Regions from separate parts of the Mus musculus genome. Here regions 1, 3 and 4 are each linked to region 2. Evidence: chromatin loops called from intact Hi-C (ENCODE). Cell type or tissue: heart. All regions are shown on one strand. Region 1 holds the start of Lrig1 (leucine-rich repeats and immunoglobulin-like domains 1). Region 2 overlaps Slc25a26 (solute carrier family 25 (mitochondrial carrier, phosphate carrier), member 26). Region 3 overlaps Lrig1 (leucine-rich repeats and immunoglobulin-like domains 1). Region 4 overlaps Slc25a26 (solute carrier family 25 (mitochondrial carrier, phosphate carrier), member 26).

What was found. Hi-C counts contacts between places; a loop is a spot of excess contacts. Peaks named below come from ENCODE experiments on the same cell type or tissue, not always from the same donor. Only the 100,000 strongest peaks of a DNase experiment are listed, where the experiment ranks them.
Region 1: a loop joins it to region 2, with 1.9 times the contacts of the local background. A loop is called at or near these places in 5 of 42 quality-filtered maps.
Region 3: it touches region 2 in a loop (4-fold over the local background); 8 of 42 quality-filtered maps call a loop at or near these places.
Region 4: it touches region 2 in a loop (2.2-fold over the local background); 10 of 42 quality-filtered maps call a loop at or near these places.

What each region holds. Positions count from the first base shown.
Region 1 is chr6:94,699,022-94,704,021 of GRCm38, reverse strand. It overlaps Lrig1 (leucine-rich repeats and immunoglobulin-like domains 1), which reads left to right and starts at 3,877. Exons shown (of 19, transcript NM_008377.2): 1 at 3,877-4,560. The coding sequence starts at 4,337. In heart, a CTCF peak has its summit at 2,749; DNase peaks (open chromatin) are centred at 3,171, 3,681 and 4,561; H3K4me3 peaks cover 2,690 bases; H3K27ac peaks cover 2,643 bases.
Region 2 is chr6:94,541,392-94,546,391 of GRCm38, reverse strand. The region is part of intron 5 of Slc25a26 (solute carrier family 25 (mitochondrial carrier, phosphate carrier), member 26); the gene reads right to left. Among named protein-coding and RNA genes, the nearest start is that of Slc25a26, 44 kb to the right of the region's middle. In heart, a CTCF peak has its summit at 2,317; no DNase peak of the experiment used is centred here.
Region 3 is chr6:94,618,493-94,623,492 of GRCm38, reverse strand. It overlaps Lrig1 (leucine-rich repeats and immunoglobulin-like domains 1), which reads left to right. Exons shown (of 19, transcript NM_008377.2): 8 at 735-878; 9 at 3,160-3,240. Among named protein-coding and RNA genes, the nearest start is that of Mir7041, 15 kb to the right of the region's middle. In heart, a CTCF peak has its summit at 330 (motif pointing left); DNase peaks (open chromatin) are centred at 322, 2,472, 4,740 and 4,920; H3K27ac peaks cover 1,616 bases.
Region 4 is chr6:94,598,153-94,603,152 of GRCm38, reverse strand. Slc25a26 (solute carrier family 25 (mitochondrial carrier, phosphate carrier), member 26) reads right to left here. Exons shown (of 10, transcript NM_026255.5): 8 at 4,709-4,773; 9 at 3,901-3,974. Among named protein-coding and RNA genes, the nearest start is that of Mir7041, 5.8 kb to the left of the region's middle. In heart, a CTCF peak has its summit at 1,935; a DNase peak (open chromatin) is centred at 1,802; H3K27ac peaks cover 885 bases.

The DNA of each region.
Region 1 (5,000 bases), 160 kb before region 2:
ACCAAGAAGCCATAATTCTGACTCTTGAAAGTTGGACTTTTCAAACAATCCCCATGATCAACCTGCTTTTCTGATTAAAAAAAAAAGTATGTGGAGGTTGGGGGTGGTGTATGCTCATGCCACAGCACACATGTCGAGGTCAGTGGACAACCTTGTGGAGTTGATTCTCCCCTTCTCCCTCTATATGGATTCTGGGGTTAGAGCTTAAGTCCTCAGGCTTGTGCCTCAAGTGCCTTTGCCCACAGAGTCAGCTTGCTGGCTCCTTTCCTATACTGTTTTGTGTGTGTGTGTGTGTGTGTGTGTGTGTGTGTGTGTGTGTGTGTGTGTTTCTCAGTGCAGTTTGCTAATTCTGGGCTTCTAGCACTGGGATTAGCATGATGTATTGCTGAGACTTTTGGATGCAAGAAACCTTGACTGATTCTTAGGGGTGTTGGTTCTGGGCATTGGTTTCTGCAAACTGTAAAATCTAGAAAGCTTCTATAGATGACTCAAGTACTCAGGAGGCAGGGGCAGGCGAATCAGGAGCTCAAGGCGATTCTTTGTTACCTATTAAGTTCTAGACTACCCTGGAGTGTATGAGACACTGTTAAAAAAATTAAAGCACTAGATTAAATAAATAAAAAAGATAAAGCACAGATTAAAAATGAGGACCAGCTCTTTGCTGGAAGGACCGTGACCTGTTCTAGCAGGTAGCTTTCCTTAAAAGTCCCCCTTGGTGTTCTCTTCCTGATCTTCGGTTGTAGCTACAGACGATTCTTTCCTAAGCTGGATTTCTGCTCTCCAGCCCACACTCTTGGTGCAATCGCATGCAGGTTGCTAGTATGTGGGCAGACTTCCATACATGGTGTGAGGAGCAGACATGACTTCATGCTTTGCTGTAGACGAGAAGAACTGCCAAGGCTCAGGCGCCCCATTCCCCCCAAGACTCACTCCCTCTGTTTGGAATCCTCTTCTCTGGTGGTGTGGTAACCAGACCACAGGGGATGCTGTACACCTGTGGGCAAATTACCTTGCAGATTCTCAAACCTTGTCCTCTAGGATGCCAGGAGTTCCCAAGTGCATCTCATAGTCCCACCCACAGCGTTTGAGAACCTTTTGGAACACTCTACTGTGGTGACCAGCCTGAAGGTCATCTCCAGCCAGGTTTCATGACTTGTGATGAACTGTGTGTACTATGCTGCTTGATGCAGGGGCAGGGTGGGGATGACCTGGCAAGTTTCTTTAAGGGAGAGCTGATCACAAGCATTCTGCATTAAATAATTCTTTTGTTTAAAGATTGTCTGTAATTCCAGTGCCAGGGGATATGATTATCACTTCTGACCTCTGTGGGCACCAGGCATGCATGTGTTGCCCAGACATATGTAGGCAAAACACACATACACATAAATTTAAAAAAAAATCATTACAAATTTAAAATAAAAATTTAAATTAGATTTGTGTGTGTGTGTGTGTGTGTGTGTGTGCGCGCGCGCGTGCGCGCGTGCGTGCTCATGTGTGGAGGCCAAGGATAGCCTGCAGGAATCTGCTCTCTCCTTCCACCTTGTGAGTTTCAACGATCAAATTGCTCTCTCATTCTACCATCCTACTGGTCTAAATTACTCTTTTGTCCCAGCCCTTGGGATGCCGAGGCAGGAGGATTGCTGCAAGTTTGGTGCTAGCCTCACTATATAGTGAGATGTTGTTTCAAAGAAAAAGAAGGTGGGGGGCAGAGAGATTTCTCAGTGGTTAAGTATTCCTCTTGTAGAGAATTCCGTTTCCAGCATCCATGTCAGGTGGTTTACAACTACCTGTGTTAAGCTACAGTGGCTGTTGGCTTCCTTGGATGTCCTGCACTCATGCCCATATACATACTCACAGACATACGTACATGCACACACATATGCAATTAAAAATAAAAGGAATCTTTAAAGTGTACTATTTTGTCTTGAAATTCGTAAGCACCATGATAGAGGACTCCAATTTGCAGCTCTTGTATATTCCATTCCCCAGCTTCCTATTTCTACCCAAGGGCATGAAAACAAGGAGACCTGTTTCTCCTTATCCAGTTGGAAGGTGTATGCTAATGTGGACTGCATGTGTAGCACATATGTTCCTGCTCATGCGTGCATGTGCACACAGATACTAGTTGGAGCTTTCCTGTTAAGATTTCTGAGGTATTACATTTGGCTTAATTTATGCACGTGTGGACACTGCTTCACCATCACTTCTGAGATATACAGAAAATGGGAGAGAAACCCAACAGCATTGCTCTATAGTGTAGGCAATCAGGAGAAAGGGAAGGCTGGTGTAAGGATGAAAAGAATGGCAAACAAAGCCGGGCATGCTGCACACACCTGTAATGCCAGTTGTTCCAGAAGACTGAAACAGGAGCATAATAAGGTTGAGGGAGTCTGGGCTACATGATGAGACTCAAACAATCAAAAAAGAAGGAAGAAAGAAGGCAAGGAAAGAAAGAGACAGAAAGCACAGACAGCTAGGCAACAATCACCTGACTACTAAATACAGGTCCAATTTTGGTTTAAAAAAAAAGCAAAACTTGAGGGACAGCCACGTTTAGCATCAAATCGTATTTCTTGAATATGTCAAACATGTAATGAAATCCCTTTAACTGTTCGGTGTTTTTCTTCCCGATGAACAGCGTTCCTACTCCCTTTCTATAAAGCCTAAGTTAGATTTAACCGTGCTGGAACAAATGTTTTCCAGAAGACTCCAGCGCCTTAGTTTCCCTGACCCTGTGTGCAGTTCGGACATCAGCAAGTCAAACCGCCCAGAGGCGGCAGATATGTATTACAGTGCTAATCTCTTCCCCCCGCCCCCCCGCCCCACTCCATTAAGTGTGTGTGTGTTCGCGCGCGTGTGCTCGCCTATGTCCAAGCACTGTTTCACATGGCGGCTATCAATCTATTCTGATCCGTGTTTGCCAAACTAACAGGTTCTCTCTCTCTCTCTCTCTCTCTCTCTCTCTCTCTCTCTCTCTCTCTCTCTCTCTCCTCTCTCCCTCCCCCCACCTCTCTCACTGTCTATAAAGAGCACGTCACGGATAATTTCTTGGAAATTGTATTTTAAAGGCACTGATTTTCAATAACAAAACACACCACCACAGCAACCCCCTTTATCCAAGTCCAGAGCACTTCCCGAACTATCCTTCAACTAACTAGGGGCGGGGAAGTGGGCGTGCCCTCAAGATTCAATTTCTGCAGCACACAGTCATTTCGGTAGTCAAGGACACATTTCTGGATTAAAGATATCAAGAAGAACGAGTGTGGAGCACAGATGGGAAAGGGGGCCCCACCTCTGAGGAAATAGCTGAGAAACTCATGAAAGCAAGTTTTAAATCTTTTTTTTTTTTCTTTTGCAAGGCACCTGAAAAAGGGTGCTCGTTTGCTGTAAATCCACCATGATGTTTTTAGTTTAGGAGAGCAGAATAAACCTTGGGTCCAGATAGCTCCCAAACCCGTGGATTACAAACTTTCTCTCTTCTCCTAGGCTCAATGGACCGAAGCTTAGGCCACTTTTCCAGATTCTGGTACTTGGTAGCCAAAACCCTACAAGTCTCCTTTAAGAGGAGGCAGCACGCCTCTCCTTTTCCCCGCCCCGTCCCCGCCTTTCACACCTTGGGTGGGAAAAGCGAGCGGAGGCGGGACCTCAGGGAGCGAGCGCTCTTATGGGTTAGGACGCCAAAAAGGCGCTCCAGGAGCCAATGAGCAACGGGCAGGGCGGGGCGTAATGCTGTAGCCCTGCAGCCAACGTGGGCCGATCTGCGCCCCGGGGCCCCATCGGAGGGGTGTGTGAGGGCGAGCAGCCGGGGCGGGGCCTGGGGCCGCGGGGCTGGACCGCGGAGCGGCTGGCCGCTGATTGTTCGCAGCGCTGAGGCACGGTGCGCTCCGGCCGCTCCGGGACGGGCAGGCGCGTGGGGTCCACGGCTATCATCAGCTCAGCGCCCTCAGTGAGATGCCCGCCCGCGCCACGCGCAGAGGCCGAGGCTAAGCGTTTTCAGTCCTCAGAGGCGGCGGCTCTCGGCGTGCGCCCGAGCTCTGAAGGCGACTCTCAGCGCGGCGGGAAGGACGAGCAGCGGCGGCCGGGCACTCACTGCGGGACTCCACAGAGTTCGCCGCGCGCGGGGCTCGGCCCGGATGGGCGCGGGGGTGGCGGTCCCCGCAGGGTGCTGCGAAGCGGCCCGGGCAGAGCGTGCCGGCTGAGCGCCGCGGCCCCGGAGCCGACTGGAGTCGGGCGTCCATGTCCCGGCGCGGAGCCTAGCTCCGAGCGCAGCCCGCGCCCGCGGCCGCCCGCACCTCGCAGCCCTCGCTCCCCGGCTTCGCGGCGCGTTCCAGACAAGATGGCGCGGCCCGGTCCGGGAGTGCTCGGAGCCCCGCGCCTTGCGCCTCGCCTTCTGCTCTGGCTGCTCTTGCTGCTACTGCAATGGCCGGAGTCAGCGGGCGCCCAGGCTGGCCCGCGGGCCCCCTGCGCGGCCGCCTGCACTTGCGCCGGGGACTCGCTGGACTGCAGTGGGCGCGGGCTGGCGACGCTGCCCCGGGACCTGCCCTCCTGGACGCGCAGCCTGTGAGTATCGCCTTTGCCTCTCGTCCGGGCGCTGTCACTAAGACGGGGCTGCTGGTGTGCTCAGCCGGAGAGGGTGCGGAGTGCGCTCTGTGGGCTGGGGAGACTTGTGGGTGGCCGAGTGGAGGTCACGCGTGGGAGCTCGGGAGAGAGGACTCTGCTTCTGGGGTTTGAAGGTGAGCGTGATTCTGGAGGAGCCTGCCTTGCGGCGAGCGTGTGTTGTGGAGAGGATGCAGGACATGAGTGATCCTGTAAGGGTGATCGAGTGTGCCTCGTGAAGTCTGGAAGTCAGCGAGTGTGGGCCGTGGAGGTGAGCCACCGGTTTGTGATTTGAAACTGAGTGAGAGTGCTGTGGAGCGCGAAATATGTGTGTGTGTAGAGTGGAGGTGAGCGAATTTGTGTGCATGTGAGACGGACGCAATGGCAGAGTGTAGGAGCCTGTG
Region 2 (5,000 bases):
GGCTACACTAAGACCCACTAAAGTGTCACTTTAAATGAGTGGATTTGACGGTATGTGAATTATATCTCAAAAAAGCTGTTACCCAAAAAGAAAAAAATAAATTCATGAGACTGCAGTGAAGATAAATAATGGTTTTTTTAAAATCTGGGGGTAAAAGAGGAGAACTTCTTCACAGATGAATGCCAATTAACAAACTCCGAGGAAAAAGACAGCATTAGGAAAATCATCAGTTTGCAATACCAATGGAACAAGGGTTCCAAGCAAGAGCATCGCAGACGGTAAAACTATTAGGGGAAAGATTATTGGGGAAGAGGAGAGTCACACAGCCTCAAAATATTACCCCATGGAACACTTCACAACAAATACCTGAATCATCTGTATGTGGAAATCGGGGAACACCTACTCAAGTGATTAAACAGGGCACTGCCTGCCGCCAGCCATACACTACCATTTGTGTCGCGCCTGTATAAAAACAGTCAAACTAAAGTAACCCAAATCTAATCTTAAGAACATCAGACACGCCACATGTGTGGCTCCATAGCATGAGGGACATGGGGAGGCACATGCAGTGTACGATCTTCCAGCGTCTGAGGAGATGCTGTGGTCTTCATTAGAGAGACCCCTGTGTACACTACAGACACTGTTTAAACTCGGTGTCTGCAAGGGTTGGAGAAAAGCTCTCAGCAAACAACAAGGTAAATCAACGGACACCCCACACACTGGGTAACTGTCACAGGACCTGTCAGTCAAAACAAGGCATACCACGTGCACCACAGAACTAAATGCATTTATCTGGAAGGCTAAGCCGTATCCCTGCTGGGGAGGAGCACAGAGCAAATCACACCCTCTCTTCCACGGAAAAATCCCACACGCTAATGTTTCAACACAGCATCCAAAAGTACAGGCCTTGGGCAGGCGAGGCTGCTGGCCACCGCTCCTTCTGTTACAGCCTTACACACACTTCGTTGACAAAACAGTAAGATTTTTAAGAATTAAGTTTTAAATTTAACTTGCCAGCCGGGCAGTGGTGGCGCGCGCCTTTAATCCCAGCACTTGGGAGGCAGAGGCAGGCGGATTTCTGAGTTCGAGGACAGCCTGGTCTACAAAGTGAGTTCCAGGACAGCCAGGGCTACACAGAGAAACCCTGTCTAGAAAAACAAACAAACAAACAAAGATTATTTTAAATTATATCACACACCACCCAAATCTGATCTCCCTTTTAAAAAAACTTTTAAAAATAAAGTTATTATTATTTTACTTTTATGATCAGTGGTTTGTCTGCCATGTGTGTTTATGCACCACATGCATCACTAGTACTTATGGAGGCCAGAAGAGAAGACAATTTCCCTAGAACTGGAGTTATCATGTGGGTCCTAGGAACTGAACCTGGGTCCTCTGGAAGAGCAGCCAGTGCTCCTAGCCACTGAGTCCTCCCTATAGCCCCACAGCTTTTTTCTTTTGTGTTTTTGAAATAATTTATAAAAAGATTTATAAAAGTCATTAGGATGGGATAGAGTCCACACATATTCTGCTGCTGGCTCCAGACTAATCTTTGAAGGCTTTTTCCTAGTGTGGAAAAACAACAGTAACTACAATAGAGAACAAAGCCCCCACTGGTGCTGCAAACAGAGGCCAGTACACAAACCCTAGCTGCTAAACTGTAGCTCTCAGCTGAACTTCACATTCGCCTGTTCCAGGCCCCAAAGCCACCTCCCACCAGCCTCTAGAGGCTCCGAGCTCTGAGCTCAGGCAGGCCTTTCATCAAGACTTGACAAGTTCACGCACCTGCCTGTCTGGGCCTGTATGAAGTTTCCCCATGATCACACTGAAATCAGGGACATTTTTCTTTGGGTTGGGTTAGTAGGCTGAAACAGGGGGACTGAGTCTGAGAACAGCCTGCTCTAGATAAGGAGGGAATGTCTTCATTTGCATTTCATTTTTGTTTTTTGGGTTTTGGTTGGTTGGTTGGTTGGTTTTGTTTGTTTTTTTAAGTGTTTCATGTATCCAAGGCTGCCCTCAAACTGGACTCAGGGTCATACTGTGTCTGTCACCAGTTTGGGTATTACAGGCATACTACTACACCCAATTTTATGCAGTTCTGGGACTCAAACATCAGCTCTATATCAGGTAAGCACTCTACCAATTGATACTGTCTTTAAAAAAAAATAGTCTGAGCATGTATGTAGCAAAGTTAAAAAAAAATGCATTTTCCAACGTGAACCACTTTTATTGAAGCCAGGTGAACAAGGCCAAGCTTCCTGCCTGTGGAGAGTTCTCACTTCACATTTAAAACACAGGCCTTGGGCACCCTCTAGTGCTTCATTATATATCACAAGCTTCAGAGCAAGCCCAGCCATCAAATGCAGCACTTTGAAAGGCGAGAATACCCCTTTCCTACTGGTTTCTTCTTTTCTGCCATTACATAATGCACTTGGCTATGTGCCAAAGCCATCTCAAGGCTTGAGCATCACCTTTCCCACCTACTATACACGATGACACCCAGAGAGGGAAAGAGGAGGGGCGTCCAGGAAGTCTAGTGAGGATTACAGGAGGGAAGATGCTGAAGCAAGCATTAATGCCTAATTTTTATCTTTTAGAAGTCTTTACAATTCAAAAACTGTGCTCTAGGAATGGCTCCTGAGTCCCCAGCACTCATGCAAATAATAAAAAGAAAAAATCAGGGCACAGCCACATGCTTGCCTCTAACCCCAGTGCCACTGGGGGACAGACGGGAAAATCAGTGGCACTTGCTGGCTGCCAGCCTAGTGACAAATGCTGCCTCAAGAGGGTAGGACAGAGAGGGATAGAACACTCAGGGTCTTCCTCTGGCCTCTGTGTGCAGGCACTAGCATGTGCCCCTGCATGCCCACACTCATAGACACACACCCCTCCACACGCTCACAAGACCACAGCCACACACACAGGACACTGATTTGTATTCTACTTCCTAGGTGTTGATCCAAGCCTTGCACATCTGTTGCCATTGTCCAGGTTACTGAGAATCTGTGAGGCGATCAATCTGTGAGGTGTGAGCAAGAGGCATCTGGGACCAGAAAGGCACACACACACAACCTCACATTCCAGTGCCACCACTTTGCTAGCTCTATTGAATTTCACAAGCTTCAGCTCACTGATCTGAAAAAAGGCTAATATTTTATAGATTAAAAATTTTAAAATACATTAAGTACATGATCATAATCCATTTCAAACTGTACTTTTCTCTTTATGAGCCCATGCTAGTCTGGGCCAGACTGTTGAACCTCAAGTTCCTTCAAATAACCTTCAGCCTTGAATTGCTTATAAAATTTCTATATTTTGTTTCAAACTGAATTTTCTTAATGCATAAACATAGTTTCTCTCTTAATCCTCTTATGAGATGGAATTTTTCCGACAGTAAAATTACACAGTAATGGGACTTAAGATTTTTCAGCCTATGATGTTCAATGACCACACATATATGATGAAGGATCTTCCTCATGAAACAATTGTTTACTATTTTTGTATGTAATTTTAGAAAATAATTCATTCATATATGTGTTTATATGTATGTTTGTATATATATACATATATATATATACACACACACATATATACATGTGTTGATGAATGTGTATGTATATATATGTGTGTGTGTGTATGTGTGTGTGTTGTTTTTACAGGTTGCAGTTGCTCCTATGGAAGGGAGACATATCATATTATGAAGTTTTTCCAACAGTAAATTTACACAGTAATAGGATTTATATATGTGGGGTGTGTGTGTGTGTGTGTGTGTATCCCTTCCACAGGAGCAACTTTAACTAGAAAGGATAAAAATTAAGAGTACTTATAGAAGACACAGAATATAAAAACTGACTCCACTGGATGGATATGTAGAAGAGTTGGCTGATGGGAAACTATGAAATATACCATAGAAGTATGTGAAGACTCCATAATTCTTTTTATTGCACTTTATTTATTGTGCCTATATGTCTGTGTGCACATTTGAGTGCCACGGCTCATATACGGAGGTCAGAGGACAGCTTATGGGAGTTCGTTCTCTCCTTCCACCATGGGGGTCCGAGGGATTGAACTCAAGTGGCCAGGTCATCATCAGCTAAGCCACCTGGCAGGCCAAGAAATTTGAAACTTTACAGTAAAAGCAAAATTCATCCAAAGAATAAGAAAAGTAGCAAGCAGCTGCTTCTGTAAACAAACCCTAATCACACACAGAGTAGGGGGCTGAGGTTATTTTCTCTACATTAAATCCGTCTTACTAAATTGTTCTGCTTAAAACTGCTTGTGATGAGAAGATACAAACTGTAGGCTAAGGTCAAGGACGGTGACGTCAAATCTTGCAGTAAAGGATTAACTGAATGAACCGTCCTCCACTCTTCACAGATTTCTACAGAAGCTACAACAATGCAAATGCAATAAGTGACTCATCTTATAAAGCTCTGTGATTAAAGGGGAAACTTCGTGTTTCATTTGTTTAACATTCCCACTAATACGAATGTCTTAGTACACGTTTGCTGACTGAGAAAGCAATGGACAAAATCCAAGGCCAAATAGGGATTTCCCTTTCTTTTCCCATGAAGCCAGCATTATGGAATTTAAACAGATGTTCTATTTGGACATAGTTAATAAAATGAATTCTGGAGGATTAAAATCAGGCTCGGTGTGTTTGCACTCAATTGTAACTGAAGGACAACATTGCATTAAAAGTTTGGAAAGGCTGCTGGCCACTGCGTCTGATAATCTTTGTGATGCACAACAGTGAGTGCCCACAGCACTCCTGCTCCAACAAAGCCACACTGAGTGCCCACAGCACTCCTGCTCCAACAAAGCCACACTTACAAAAAACAGTTTTTCTAAGGGTTAAGAAAATTCATGTCTTGGAAAAGTATCTCCAAGTTGGAGTTTCACTGCCTAGCAATTGTACAGATCATAACAACGCAGGGCAGCAGCAGAAGAGCCTGGCTGTTTCAGCCCCAGTCAGAACTGCCTCACCCTCCAGCGATGAA
Region 3 (5,000 bases), 77 kb before region 2:
ATAGACACTGTGACATATTTCTCTTAATAGGGACAGAATATGGTCACTGTCACCTTTAAAACTGCATTAATCTTCCACCAATTCATTTTTGTTCCTTTTGTACCAGTCCAGACTTAACATTTCCAACCATAGATAACTAATGTTACATAAACCTACCCAGTGTAGTGCACACCTGCAGTAGTGCTAGGAAGGGGGTTTGGTTCTAGCAAAAGGTATGCTTTGGCGCCCAATCCCTGTTGAGCGGTGTACAAGTCACAGCCTGAGCCTTTAGTGTCAGGGTCTTCCCCTGGTGTGGCTGTCCCAGGCAGTGGCTCATGGTGCCCTCTGCTGGCTGATACAGCAAGTGTAGCTGTGGCTCAGTTGCTCAGTACAGAATTCCAGGTTCTGTTGTGTCAGTCTCCATCAAGATAGGTCCTTCATTTCCTACACCAAGACATGCAGTGGAGGGGTTTGGCGCCTTGGGATTTGGGTTGTATGACAGGTTTTTACAGTGTATGTAAGCGGTAGTTCTCAGCTCTGTGGTACTGGTTTCATGGCTTGCATGATAGTTATCAAACTAGGTGATTGTTGACCTGATGGTCTTCTGACAGCAGGAGTCCTGTGGACATGCTTCAGTCTCCTGTCTCCAGGGAGGTCAGGCCAGTTGTGGCATGAGACACAACTGAAGACAAGAGAGAATAGGGCACCCACATAGCTGCTCAGTGGTGACATTTGTCTTCTTCTTTCTTCCTTAGGATTCTGTCCTTCAACAACCTCACGCGGCTGGATGAGGAGAGTCTAGCGGAGTTGAGCAGCCTCAGTATCCTGCGCCTCAGTCACAACGCCATCAGTCACATTGCTGAAGGCGCCTTCAAGGGACTCAAGAGTCTGCGGGTCTTGTAAGAATTGTGCTTTTGAGGGTGACAGCATGAAGGGGGTCCCCAGATGGGAGAGCACACAGCAAAGCACTTGCTTTGTTGAGATTCCCTCTTGCTGGCTTGTAGTCAGAATTGGGCTGTAAGCTGGTCTGCAACAGGAACAAGGACTAGAACCAAAAATAACTGCTGAACAGTTAAATCCTTCCTTTACTGAGCAGAAAAATCCTTCCTTTCCCACAGTGGTGCCTATTGCAGGATGAGGACTCTTGAAAAATCACTGTTATCAATAGTTCTCAGTACACTTGGCCGGATGGGATGGGTGGGTCTGGAAAAGCATTTCTACATAGGGTATCTGCAGCAACATTCACACAGTCCTGCATGTCTCTGCTCCATTCTTTTGGTTGTGACCTCTCATTTATTTCTCTTTTAGAGAGGGTATGGTAGTGGTTTTGTTCATTTGCTTTTAAAGACTGGGTTCTCTGGCTCAGGTTAGCCTCAAGCTCATATATTGAGGCTGGCCTTGAACTTGTGGCCATCCTCTTGCATCAAGGGCTAGGATTACAGGTATGTGAGCCTCCAGGCCTGGATGTACGTTTTGAGAATTTTTTCCTAAGGTTTCTATGGATCAAACCCAAAGCTTTATGTGTAATAGGCAAATTCTCTTCTACTGAGCCACACCCCCAGTCCTGTCTTCCGTTCTTAAATCCTATGTATTGTTTTCTGTAACTCAGTACCATGGCTACTTTTCTGCTCTTTCTTTGAAGCTCTTTAGTGGACCTGGTATCCAAGATAGAAGTGAGGGTCCTGTGTCCTTGTCCTCATTCAGGAGTGGTGTAAGAAAGAGAAAGTGAGAATACCATGTCCTTTGAAGGGTCAGATGGGTGAGGCTGCTAGAAGCTGCTGAGGGTGCTTTTCTGGGACTTTTCATAGAACTTTTTTCACTTGTAAACGCTAGGCTGTCTCCTAGCAGCCTTCAGTCTAAAACCCCCCAGAAGGGCACACAGTCTTCCACAGATAGTGGTAGCAGTTCCACAGCTTTCTTCTGCAGCCTGGTCTGCTGGGGGAGCAAGCCTGTCGTTGTGCCTGGAGGGAGGCCTCTGCACTTGCACCAGGCAGAGTGGGCTTCAGGTTTGAGTCAGGGATGGGGAGCTAGTGCCAAGCAAGCTATCCGAGCCCAGGTCAGTCTGTGAGCCCTTCCGAGGCCCGGACAGAAAGGCCAGAAACATTCAAGCTGAGCAGGCCAGAAAGAGAGGACTAATTTGGCAGGCAAGGCCCAGAGCAGGAAGACAGGCACACAGAACCGCAGTCTCTGCTGTACTCAGTCTAAAGATGACAGGGTGGGACTCGTTGAGAGCAGAGGTCCCTTCCAGCAGCACATTCTCTTTTAGCTTCATGCTGGAAAGTGAAGGTCAGAGCAAGCATTGTGTACTTTCGTCCCAGCTCCACTCCCAGCTGGCAATGACTTTCCAGCGTCTTCCCAGAGCCAAGAGCTGCATCCCTTTCTGTCCTTGGCCATATCTGCAGGGACTCGTGCAGGGGATGTGCAGGGACCAGGGCTCTGTGAAAAATTGGAAAGAGTGAATGTGAGAGTAGGGGTCTGGCTGCCAGGTGCGTGTGGCTGGGCAGCGTGACCTGCCCTTGGAAGCTCAGGGAGGAAGCTGAAGCACTGACCATATCCAGACAGCCTGGGGCCGAGTAGTTGGCCTCCTTTTTCCTGTCCTGGCAAGTGGGTCACAAGATTGACTCAGCACCCAGATGTGTGCTCTGGCTCAGTATCCAGTGCTACATAAGCCTCACGAGGAGCAGGGTGCAGGCCCTAGGCTTCCAGGCCGGCCTGGAGGAACATCAGGGCCCAGCTCCTTCGCCGCCACCTCTTCCTTCCACGTGCCTTCCAGTGTCCTGGTTGAACCCGAGAGAGGACTGTGGCTAAGAGTAGACAGAAATGGTTAGGAATCTTTTGGGTTAGAGGTCTGCTTCAGAGAGGTGTGTGCAAGCCTGGCTTCTTCTTGTGCTGTCTCTACTATTTCCCTCCCTGAGGCCAGCCAGATTGGTTGGTGGGCGGGCTGGCTTTGTTGGAAGCAGCAGAAGCAAGGTCATGCTGATAGTACACAAAAAAGAACAACAGGACGTTCTCAGGGCCATACTTCTCCTGGCAATGCATGCTGCTGGGCCCCCTGGGGTGCACCTGGATGCTTTGCGGCTCCTAGTGAAAGCCTGGGTGTGGGGCTGGTCTCCCTTCATGGTGGAGAACAAAGGCAGAGCTTAAGATAGTGGGTGAACTTGCCTTCTGTTTCCTTCTTAGGGACCTGGACCATAACGAGATCTCGGGTACAATCGAGGATACCAGTGGTGCCTTTACGGGGCTTGACAACCTCAGCAAGCTGTGAGTATTTCAGACTGGGAGTGTGCGGTTCCGCAAGCTCTGGGATGCAGGGGTGCCACTCATGCAGCTCCCCTGAGTCTCCTGTGTCCTGGGACCACAGAGGACAGCAGCAGGCCTTCTGCTGTGTGCAGAGAAGAGGCTGAGGGCTACAGTGAGGAATCCGCAGTGGCTCACAGGCCACTCTCACAGTCTTCATACTGTCAGTGTGTGGTGGTCCTTAGGGCTGCTGGGCTTGGTCCTGTTTACAGCCCATCTGAAAGCACCTATATGTTCTGTCCTCTGCACAGAGGGGTGTTGCTGCCTTCTTTAGTTTCTAGAGATGTGTGAAGTACCTTTCAGTAGTATTGAGGCTCTTGTCAGTCTTTTTGTTGCTAATTATAATCACAAGTAGAAGCAGCCATCACCAAGAGCACTAGTCATAGCTACTTTGAATTCAGTTTGGAGAGTCTTTGTCCTGCCCTCCTAGAATTCGTCCACTGCTGTAGTAGGTACATGTCTGTGTGCAGGCTCCATTATGCAGCCTTTAGAGCTCCAGAGACAAGTGAAGGGAACTAGCCCAGGACCTGGCAGGTGGCAGGTTCGGATTTGTACCCCTGGATATGGTATACTTGTTCTCTTGCCCAAGTTGCAGAATGCTCTGCAGTTCTGCTGCTGGGGGCCTGTCCATGCCAGCTTGTGAGGGAGGGGGCATTTCTGGACCTCACAGAAGAACTTCAAGAGAACCTCGAGCGACCTGTGTAGAAGCAGCCCCCGCCCGACCCCTGTCCACCTCTGACATTGATCAGGAGGGGAAGAGGGTGTTCTGTGTAGGGCACACGTAAAGGGGGATAGGTAGAGTACACAGAAGTGGGACCCTGGCTTCCTGTCAGGATGGGCACTCCACATTGTGAGGAAGGCTTGTCCATGCCATGGCTCCTTCCAAGGCCGTGAATACAAAGCCGACCATGACACGTTCCGCACTCTGTACACCCATGGTGCCTTTGTGCTTGCTTTAGCAAGCACTGAAATGGCTTTTGGGAGCCTACGCTGGGCTGGCCAGATGTGTAAGAGGTGACATCTGAGATCACTGCCTGTCTGAGTCCTTAGCAGGGAGGTCAGGCTAGCCACCTCTTCCCTGGAGCACCCTTCCAGTCCAGGGAGGCACCGATGTGTGCTGAGAGGAGGTCAGGGCCTGTTTGAGCCTATCAGTGGTATGATTGGCACTGTGTAATTGAGAATTTGAGAATTTGTTTTATTGCTGTTGTCACCATTAGAAGTAACAGCCTGCCCTCACTGTAAGAGGTCAACGTGACTAATATTTAATGGATGAAACAAGGCACAGCTTTTCCTAGATCTGGTTTACAGGAGATTTCACTAAACAGCTCAGCTTGTTTTTACTAGGCCCCGGAGCACATGGTACCCTGCTTGTGGGATCTGAGTAAGTGCAGGAGCTGGCAGACTCGCAGGCACTGGGGTTCAGTGCCCCGTGAGCTGTTATTTGCTGCTAGTTTTGTGGCTAAGGAGCCAAAGTGAACATGGCCACTGGGCTTCTGGCATTTGGTTTATTTTAGAATTCCAGATTGCGAGTTGTGGAAGTCTTTTCAGGATGAGATTGTTTTCTTGTCCACCCAGATTGCCTGTGAGAGAGAGGGGAGATAGAAGGGCCATTGGCTGTTTGCCCTAAGTCAGGAAACAGTAGGTTTTGTCTAAGGCTGAACTGACCACAGGGGCCCCTGGGGCCAGAATCTGTAATGAAACAGGACTTAGGAGGCCTCATGGTG
Region 4 (5,000 bases), 57 kb before region 2:
AAGAAGGGGATGATGAATCTTTGTGGACTCCCTTTTTCTTGTTCAATCGAAATAAGGACGCCAGAGTCACATGACTGTGGTAAAGGTGGAGCGCCTCACAGTGTCAGTTCGAGATTCTCAGGTGTCCCATCCCCAATCCAGTCAGAACACCACAGTGGTGTCAGGAAGCCATTCTCCAGAGGCCCAGGAAATTTCAAATATCCATCGTGACATTACTGAAGTAATCTACTAGTGACCTTACCTGGCCAGATGAGACAGCATTGTGAAAACAGAGTGGCGCACAGCTGGAGAGAACAAGACAGAAGCCCCAACCCTAAAAGGTTACCATCCCCATGGTCGCTGGGCTGATGAACACAGGGCAAGTCCTAGGCTGTAAATTACTGCTTTCTACAGAGGCAGTGGGAGTGAGAGAGTGACAGACAGAAAGCCTGATCTTATTTCTACTGAAACCCTGTTACCCAGAAAAGTGCTTCTATATGCAGAAAGACAAACTTAGAAGCCAGAACTTGGGCTGCCTCGGTGGGAAAAGGCACTTGCTGTCAAGACTGATGGATAACCCAAGTTCGATCCCTGGACAAGGAAAGAACCAGTTTGATGTCTATGTGTGCACACTCGTGGAGAGGCTTTGGGTATAGGGCAAGTGTTTTATTATAACAATGCTCATGCCTTTTAAAGATGTGGGAAAGCCTTTGTGCTAAGCTAAGTGGAAGCTAATGAAGAAAGCTGACAGGAATCTCTGCTGGATACACAGCCCATGCCCTACACAGCCAGTGGAAGAGATCCGCTGCCCCTCCCACCTCTAGCAGGCAGCACAGAAGAAAGCAAGGACTTTACATAGTGGGACCCCTCTTGCTAAGCTACTTAGGGAGCTAGAGAGAATAGCTTAGTGGGTAAAGCGAGCAAGACCTGAGTTCAAATGTCTAGAAACCTCGTGAGGCTGCGCGTGGCAGCTCTGCAGTAACCCCAGTGCTCCTGTAGTGACAGGAAGTCCCGGAGGCTCTTGGGTCAGCTAGCCTGGCCCAGGAAGTGGCAAACAAGGCACCTACCATATAGAAGGCAGGCCTGGAGACACTGAGCTGGGCTTGGAGGTCAGTCTCCCTCAGCTTTGCCACTACCCAGCTCAGCAGAGGCCAGAGACAGATGGGAGCAGTTACAGCGTCACAGATGACCAACAGACTGCAGCCTCCTTAAAGTGGAGGTTTTGTAGGGGGGAGGGGTTCCACCTCTGCTTACAGGCAGACTTGTGAGTAGGGCAGGTTGTGTTCCAGGGACAACAGGTGACAGGATAAGCAGGAGCTCCCAGCAGCAGCGAGTACATAAAGGGCATATTCAAGGGAAAACGTTCAGGGGATCAGCCAGGGGCAATCCAGGACAAGTGGACCTCCCCTCTGCCCTGCAGCTTCTGGGCTAACCCCAGTCTGCCCTCCAGCGTGGCTCCCTACCATCTCCTCTGAGATAGCATCAGGTTCCTTGGTGGGAGGGGCTGCTGGGAGTTATGTAGACTTGATAGGCTTAGTGTGTGTGCAGGGCAGGGGGCACAGACAGTGGTGGCTCTATCTGGCACTGCCACAGAGGAAGTAGGCTGAGCCACCTGCCCAGAAAGGGACCAGTAGTTTTCATTTGTCTCTTGGTCCAATCACTTGCTCACTAGAGGGGCTGGAGTTGCTGTATGCTCAGGGGTGGCCACTGCTGCTGGGAACATGCTGTTCAGTGCTGCCCTGGACAAGGTGACCAGAGTCCAAGACTGGAGACTCAGAAGACGAGCCAAAAATCCAAGCTACCTTTCAGCACCAAGGCTGGGTCAGAACAAACACACACCCTTGGCCTGTTTTGCTGTCTTTCCTCTGGCACTGCTTAGTTATAGTCAAGTGTGTGCCATGACCTGGACAGGGAAGGCCGCTCTTGCATCATCTACCCAGCAGCATGCGGTGGCCACAGCGGGGCACTGCCTCATCCAGTGTGTCCTTTCTTGTCACCACTTTCTCGACACTGGCAAATGGGCTGCAGCCCCACAACAGTATAGTCAGGGGCCCAGCTAAGTCACCACACAATCTGGCAGCTGGCCTTCAGGATGTCAAAAGTCACTGTCACCAGCTGCTGCCTCGTGAGCGCAGCCACTGCTTTCCTAAGAGGCTTCTCAAATAATGCATATGGGGCACACAACCCATGTCCCTCCTCATTCCATCTTTGTTCAGTGTCAAATTCGTACCCAAATTAACAACTAATATGTTCTTATTCCTCACGCGGGGTCAGCCATGAACAGCAGACTCACTCCGGAAGCTAGCACCATGCCTTTCCTATGTCTGACACATCTAGAGTCAGTAAGTCCTGTCTGTTAGATCCAATCTGCACCTCCGACCATCAGAGCAGACATTGAGTGAAAGCACCCAGCCACCACTTTGAAGCATCCAGCTGGAAAACTCAAACAGACATGGAGTTTGCTCTCTGGCAAAAGCATCACCATGTTTCCCGGACCATCAGCTGAAATTTAAAATGCCAAAGTTACACAAAAATAGTGATCAGTGATGTACCCTGGCATGGGGGTGAGCGGGGCGGCTATGCCAGGTAAAGAGGCCAGGAGGGCACAGTGCTGCTGCTCCCAATGCCAGCCATCCCAGCTCCAGGTGGAGGCACGTCCACACAGCATGTCCAGACCGTTCCGTAGAGAAAACCCTTCCGCTTTTCTAACAACTCAGCATAGACACAGCTCCAGCACCACCGTATGGTGAACCAGTGTGCAGGGACGGCTTTTTAGGACTTAAAGCAAGACATTTGGAGGCATGTGGGGCTGGAGAGATGCTTCATTAGCATGCTTGCAGGGCAAGCTTAACCCAAGCTCAGATCCTCAGCACCACAGAAAGCCAGGTGCAGTGGTCCTCACTTGCAACCCAGCGACGGGGAAGGGAACAGGTCGGTCCTCGGGTCCTACTATAGTCAAAATGGTGAGCTCCGGGTTCAGTAAGAGACTGTTTCAAGTGTGACTGAGGAAGACATCCAACTGAAAACTCTATCCTCTATCCTCTATGGCTACACTAGTGGGCACACACACCCATCTGCATACCACATGCAAAAAAATGTGAGGTACTTAGCAACCAAACAGTAATGGCCACCCAAGGCTGAGCACTGTGGAGCAGACAGCGCAGTGATGAGCTGGGTAACGCTTTAGAGAAAAACAGACTGCATATAAGATGATGGTGCATCTGAAACCCACGATCTCTCCATTTCTGTATCTCCAGACACACTAATATCTACTGCTCTTCCAACTGTCCATGATCTTCTGGGTATCACCTGCTGCACTTGCAGCCAGGAGCCCGATTCCACAGGTCTGTAGGTGACACCATCTACATTTGTGTAAGCACATGATGTTTTTTTTTTTTTTTTTTTTTGGTTTTTGAGACATGGTTTCTCTGTGTAGCCCTGGCTGTCCTGGAACTCACTTTGTAGACCAGGCTGGCCTCGAACTCAGAAATCCGCCTGCCTCTGCCTCCCGAGTGCTGGGATTAAAGGCGTGCGCCACCACATGATGTTTTAAGTGACAAAATTACCCACTAACAACGCCCATGGTGCAGAGCGCAGGCCCATCATAAGGCACGGCTGCCAGTGGTTCCTACTCAAGCCCCAAATGCTTTCTTCTAATTCACTGGCAGTCTGCACTGCGTAGGTGGGAGCTTATTTGTACCAATGCTGCAGCCAAAATACGACACACATTTGCATGTCATCCAGTGTCAAGGACAAGACCGAGAACCATGTGGCTAGAATGGTATGTCGCCGAGTGTGCCATCTTACATATGCAACCTAAGAAAAGGCAAAGGCGAAGTGTTCATCCACAGCAAGCATAGGGACCTGAGAAAGAGCCAATGAAGAAGAGGCAAGGCAGCCGAGGGCTCGCTTTGTCCTTACCCGGCTAGTCCCTGTGAGCGCCACACCCCGTGCATGGCAGAGAGCACGTTCCCCACAGCAGTGCTGGAACCCGCCTAGGGAAGATAAGGAAGGGAGAGAGGGCCGTTACCTTCTGGTTCTCTGAGCAGACTCCCCTCACCTTCATCCAAGGCTTGCCCTGGGGTTAGCTTGGAAATCTTGCCTACATTTAGACATACAGACAAATACTTGGGGATGGGGGCGGGGGGGGGGCAGCTTCTCATAGCTCACCTAGAAACTAATGGTAACTATTCAACAGGAAGCCCGATGGGGGTGGCACTTCTACGTTTGCATGGGTCTATCTTTAAAATGACCCCGTCATCAGGGTTGGTCCTCTGTACTCTGAGAGTATACTCGGTCCAGGGATGTTACTGGAATTCCTTAAAGCTCAGCTCAGAGCTTGTTTTGTTGTTTGGTTTTCCTTTTAACAACATGGACAACTGTCTTCAGTGGTCACCGCGACCCATGGCCTGAGTTCTGACTCTGCAGATCAGCTGCCTCAGAACATGAAGCCTGTCAGCCTCTCTCAAGGCTTAGATCTGAAAACAGCAAGAGCAAGCAGGGGCCCTCAGATGTGCCGCTCCCACGGCACAGCTGGGAGAGTGCTGGAGAAATGGAAGCGTGCTACACACAGATCCATCACAGTGACAGCTGCCAACATGCGGTGGCGATGACAGAGCCGCTCTTCCAAAGTCAGGGTTATTAATGGTCCGGCAGGTTCTCCGATGCTTCCACCCCCATACCCTCCGCTAACAGACACGGCATAGAACCTGCATTATCTGATACCCACCTTTGCCAGCATGATCCTTGTCTTAGCCACGTCCAGAGGTGTAGTCACTGCAGCTGCAAAGCCACCTGTGTGTAAGACCCAGCAGTCAGTGACATGTCCAGACTCGACAGTAACCTACACGTCTACACATAACTGCGCCGAGTACACATAACTGTCAGAATAACTTGCCATCGTGTCTACATGACGGCGTTGAGAGCAGGATACACGTGAACAAGTTCATCTCCCTATTTCACATCTTTTGCCGTACTGGAGAAAGAAGGTGAAGGGTACTCAGGCTGAGGAGTGAGGCCCT